2 separate regions of the Homo sapiens genome follow, and region 1 is linked to region 2. A link is an interaction called in ENCODE POLR2A ChIA-PET data of the cell type or tissue named here. Cell type or tissue: IMR-90. All regions are shown on one strand. Each heading gives the region's core, and the rest is flanking DNA. Links, peaks and the distances in the headings are about the cores only.

What was found. Peaks named below come from ENCODE experiments on the same cell type or tissue, not always from the same donor. Only the 100,000 strongest peaks of a DNase experiment are listed, where the experiment ranks them.
Region 1: POLR2A ChIA-PET joins it to region 2 with 15 read pairs; 3 of 35 experiments call an interaction of 5 or more read pairs at or near these places.

What each region holds. Positions count from the first base shown.
Region 1 is chr4:11,601,699-11,604,627 of GRCh38, forward strand. All of the region lies in intron 2 of LOC107986178 (a long non-coding RNA gene), which reads left to right. Among named protein-coding and RNA genes, the nearest start is that of LINC02360, 170 kb to the right of the region's middle. In IMR-90, for the core only: no CTCF peak of the experiment used is centred there; a DNase peak (open chromatin) is centred at 1,443.
Region 2 is chr4:11,437,746-11,440,674 of GRCh38, forward strand. No RefSeq gene overlaps it. Among named protein-coding and RNA genes, the nearest start is that of HS3ST1, 10 kb to the left of the region's middle. In IMR-90, for the core only: no CTCF peak of the experiment used is centred there; no DNase peak of the experiment used is centred there.

The sequences.
Region 1 (2,929 bases), core at 214-2,713, 160 kb after region 2:
ATCTGCCTAATCTTTGCCATAGAAAAAGACATTATTTTTATTACCCAGGAAAGTAAACAAACCTGCTCTAGAAGGAGAAAATCTCTTTCTCTCCCAAGGCAGTTTTTTTTTTTTTTTTTTTTTTTTTAAATATGAAAGTACTAGTAATGAGAGTCTGGAAAAAAAAAGTTTATTCCTTTGCTCAGAAGAGTGTGCAGAAATATAAGAGGTTCATGGACACTTGTCACCCAACAGGTTAAATCTTCTCCACCATGACTTTTTATCATTATAAATGTTCAATTTTAGAATTCTAATAATCCAGAGACAAGTTCAAAACCAGTATATAGCAACCAATAGGTGGTAGTAACTTGATTTTGCTTAGTGATCAGAAAAAAAGTTTTGCTAGGGCCCTTGAGATGCAGTTATTTTAGTTAAAAATCAATATGATTATTTTTCTTTTTAATATTTCTATAGAAATGTGTTTACCAAAACACTGAAGCATGAATTTAAAGGACACTACACTTAATGCATTGCATTCAGTGAGCCAAAGGGTATCTACAATGAACTGAGTTGTACTGGCACATAATTCATGTTTACTGAACAAATGAATTAATCAAATTATGACATCACCATTAAATCTAATTTTAGGGTTTTGCTCCACTTTCAACTTTATCTAGTTACCCTGAATTTTTGTACATCATTTGTATGGTAATTTAAAATGCTGTGGTATAAATAATGTTAGGTATATACATATATACGTGTGTGTTTGTATACATATATATATACACGAACACATATGTTTACAAATTAACTTTAATCTACAATTTGGTGGCAGTTAAATTGCATAGGAAGTGCTGAATCAGAAACCAACAGCCCATAGTGGTTGTCTATAAGTGCTTCAGATATCATTATCAAAGGCTATCCAAAAGAAACCATTAATTTGGATTAATTGGCAAATATGACATATTAGAAATAATTGTTCATTGGTGAAATTAGTAATGTTCAAAATAGGAGGATGACTAATAAGGTATTTATGATGCCTTTAGTAAGGTAAGACCCTTAGTAAGGTATTGATGATGTAAATACCTAGTGAGATGTTTACAATGCCCTTGCATGAATGTGGGATAAAAATCCAGCAGCTTCATGGTGAATCATCTTCAGAAAGTTTATGTTTAGAGCTAACTTCAATTGTCCCATATATTGAAGGACTCTGTTGCTTGCCAGAAAGGTGGCTTCATCCTCTGTCATATTAATGCACCAACTTTAAAACCTCAAAGTAATTGTTTTCTTTTTAGTGCTTATCTGAGTACCTGAATGTAGCAAGTGAGGACTACTTCATAAGAATAGTTGCAACTTTTTTGCCATGCTAATAAATTTTGAAACATTTAGAGGAATTTGGACTAAAGCTTGCTTCTATTGTAACACGCTGACTCATTGCCAAATTGTTAGGGAGAGGATGTATATCCTCTTCTATCTCTAACCGTAGGAGGTTACGAATATTTATTTAAAAATCATGACAATGGCTGAATCGACAGTTTGTGACGTCTATTCGAAATTTCTGTCAGGCATTTATATGACACTAGTCAAAGTCTTCCCACATGACACTCGTTTTGGGTTTATAGGCTTCAGAAATAGTGGGTCCTAATAGTCCTTATGGACATGTTTCTAGAATATTCTAGTATAAACATCCTATTACCAGGTGACTGAATGAAGCTCTCCATTTGTTTCTCCCAGTTCCTCTCCCTGGGTTAGTACTGTTTCTGTGTCTGTAGTGGCACATTCATTCATTTATTATTTCTCCAAATATTTTAATATCTCATATATGTCACAAAATAGATTAAGTGCTGATTCTACAGTAATTAACAAGATATATATGAGACACGCATGCACACGCAGAAAGAAAAACATATATACACACACACACACACATACACACACACAGAGAGAGAAAGAGAGAGAGAAAGCAATAATTACCCCCAAATTTAATATTTTTTGTCTGTAAGCGATAGTTTTTATCATTTTTTTAAATCAGAAAACAGTAATTTTCCCCTCTCTGGAGAATGATCCTCCCCCAACATCTGGTGTTGTCTTGAAATTTTGCATAACATGCAAAAGATGACTCATTAGGTGCCAAGTACCATCCTATAACTTTAACATGCTTGCTTATTTTAAAGGTTTCAAATCATACTTAAGCTCAGCGTACTATTGCTTTTGAGAGATAGTTCGAATATAACAAGGTTTTAAAGCAGAAACAGAACCCAGTTTGCCCACACCCCTGCAGGGCTGGAATGTCTGTCAGCAGAGCTGAGCTTCACCACCTACAGGTCCCTGAAGCCTCATGACCCAGTTTGAAATTGCAGCCCTACTCTTGGTGTCTCTAGAGCCCTCCTCTTTCCCTTGGAGTTATAATTTCCCTCTCGGGTTTGTCTTGACTGGTGGGTGTTCAATGTAGAGACACACAGGAAGGAAGCAAATGTGCCATGGCTGGTGGCTGCTGGTGAGGGCGTTTTCGTAGGAAAGTATGCAGGAGCCAGTTTTATTTCAAGAGCCTCCTGAAATATAACAGGTCAAATGGGTGATTGGTATTTTCTGGAACAGACTCCAAATCTACACGTTTCACTCAGCTTCTGCATTTGTGAAATGATGGGGATTTGTGCATTCATTCATTCAACCTAACTGTATTGAGTACTCAAATGCCAGACTTCACATGTTTTAAGCTCAAGAAACATGTTCCTTTTTTCAGATACAGACTTGAAAAACCTGATCAAGCTGTATCTGGTTTCAGATGGCAGTCTGAAGGAATATTTACTTTTTGACCTCTTCAAATTTTACTATCAACAGCAACAAAAAAAAAAAAAAAGGAAAAGAAAACTTCAATAAAAGGAAATAACCACCGCACCAAAATTAAAATTATGAAGAATATGTGTCAAATATGGAAACACTTGGCAGC
Region 2 (2,929 bases), core at 181-2,680:
GTTGGTGTGCTGCACCCATTAACTTGTCATTTACCTTAGGTATATCTCCTAATGCTATCCCTCCCCACTCCCCCTACTCCACAACAGGCCCCAGTGTGTGATGTTCCCCTTCCTGTGTCTAAGTGTTCTTATTGTTCAATTCCCATCTGTGAGTGAGAACACATCATTCACTTTTGATGTCGGTGGAATAGTGGCCCCCACAAAGACGTACACATCCGGATCCCCAGAACCTATGAATATGTTCCTTTACATGGTTTTATGGATTGATCTGTATGCTGCTAAAATTAATATGTTGAAGTTGTGGCCCACAATACCACAAAATGTGACTAAATTTGGAGATAGGTCTTTTCAGAGGTAATCAATTTAAGATGAGTTTATTAGGGTAGATGCTAATTTAATGTAACTTTGTTCCCATAAGAAGGAAAAAATTGGACACGGAGATAAGGACAGAGGAAAGATGATGTGAAGACAGGGGCAGAAGTCAGCCATCTACAAGTCAAAGGGAGACATGTGGAACAGATTCACCCTCACAGCCCTCAGATGGAAGCAACACCACTAACACTTTGCTCTTGGACTTCTAGCTTCCAGAACTGAGAGACAATATCTTTCTGTTGCTTAAGTCATTCTGTCTGTGATACTGTGTTTATGGCAGCCCTGGCAAACTAATACAGTCCCACAAAGATTTGGTTGTTGCTTTGCAAGAGAATGTATAATTCCTGGTTATTTCTACAAATAAGGGCATTGACTTTATAAAGCTACAAGTATACCCCAGTATTCTGTTTCTGGTTTTTGTTTACTTTCATATATGCTATCTTTTCATTCCCAGGTGAAATCATAGTGCATTTTAAATGATATTTTAAAGAGCAATTATACTCGTCATATGTACTTCAAATAATACTGATTCCTCAATTGAAGTAATGGTAACATGAGTGTATTAGTTAATTTTTTCTGAATAACTAGTTACCTCCAAAGTTCATGCCTTCAAGCAACACATATTCATTATTTCACAGCTTCTTTGGGTCAGGAGTCTTGGCATAGCTTAGCTGAGTCCTCTGGCTCCTGGCGTCCCAGGCTGTAATCAAGGTGGTGGCCAGGACTGTAGTCATGTCAGGGCTCGCCAGGGAAGGATCTGCCTCCAAGCTAACCAGTGTGGCTTTTGGCAGAATATATTTCTATGCAGGTTGTTGGACTGAGTTTCTTGCTGGCTGTTCCAGAGGTTCCCTTAGCATCTTGTCGTGTGGCCTCTTCATAGGTCAATTCATATTGGCTTCATCAAAGTGAGCAGGTAAGATAGCAAAAGAGAATGCCCAAGATAGAAGCCATAGTCTTTTTGTAATCTAATCTTAGAAGTGACAGCCTGTTATATTTGCTATATTCTCTTTGTTAGAAACAAGTTTCTAGGGCTGGGCATGGTGGCTCACATCTGTAATCCCAGCATTTTGGGAGGCCGAGACAGGCAGATCACCTGAGGTCAGGAGTTCGAGACCAGCCTGGCCAACATGGCGAAATCCTGTCTCTACTAAAAATACAAAGCCGAGTGTGGTGGCGCAGGCCTGTAATCCCAGCTACTTGGGAGGCTAAGGCAGGAGAAGCACTTGAACCTGGGTGGTGGAGGTTGCAGTGAGCCAAGATTGTGCCACTGCACTCCAGCCTGGGTGACAGAGTGAGACTCCATCTCAAAAAACAAACAAACAAAAAACCAAATTACTAGGTTTGTCTCATTCTCAAGGGAAGAGTTTACTCAAGAGAATAAATACCAGGAGGTTGGGATCACTGGAGGCCAGTTTAGAGTCTGCCTACCAATAGGAGCAAGGCCATCAATGTCAGTCAGTGACATCAACATCATGTAGACTGCTTGGCCAACAGTAATGCTAAAATGCCATCAATCTTGAGATCATCTTCATCTCATAAATATTAACATGTAAAAAAAGTCATTTTAAAGTAAAGAAAATATGTTATTTTTTAACATTTGAAACAGCCCCTGAAGTCATGTTTTAGAACATTTTCTCATCATTTTTTGTGTGACTTTTATAATATCTTTTATATTATATGTTATAATAGGGAATAAAGAAAGTAAAATAACTCCAAATCAAATTTTGAGCACTTACCAATTATTAAATCATTTAAACAGTCAGGAAATGGATACTACTGTGTTCTAGAAATGGGTACCAACTCTCAAAATGTTTCACATACTCATGGAAATAACATGGCTTTAATGGAAGGGCTTAGGGAGTTCTGCTTCAAGCTGGCTGATCAGAAAAAGGAGAAGCCTCAGAAAGGAAGTGGGATCTGTACATGCACCCAGGAAGCACAGCTTTAGTGTCAATGGAGAAGTTTCGAATAGCAAAATTCTCCACTGAACTTGCTGAAAGCACGAGAGGAGAAAGAAGCATTTGCAGGCCCAGATGATACCTAAGAGAGGACTGTGCATTGCTTTTCAACCTCCACATGTCAGTACTCAAGGGATAAGCTGAATTTTAAAAATTTACTTTTGTATTTGTTTCATTGTATATTACTACCTGTTCACTATAGCTAATTGGGAAACTTACAAAAATTAGAAATAATAAGATTCCTCTTTCCCCAAAGTCACCACTATCCTGAATTTTAAAACTAGAGCTTACTTTTGCAATCTTGACACTTTATTTCACTACCGTCATATAGTATCCTTCTGTGTCTCAGTCCTTTTTCTTTTTTTGACATTGTTATGAAGTTCATCCATGTTGTTGCATGGGCTAAGGCTCATTTTTATTGCTGAATAATGTCATATTGTATGAATGTACTAAATATTCTTAGTCATCCTTCTGTTGAGGGTATTTGTGCTGTTTCCAGTTAGGACTTTCACAAATCATGGTTTCATGAACATTCTTTGTGATGGCTAATATCAGGTGTCAACTTGATTAGATTGAGGGATGCCTAGATGGCTGGTCAT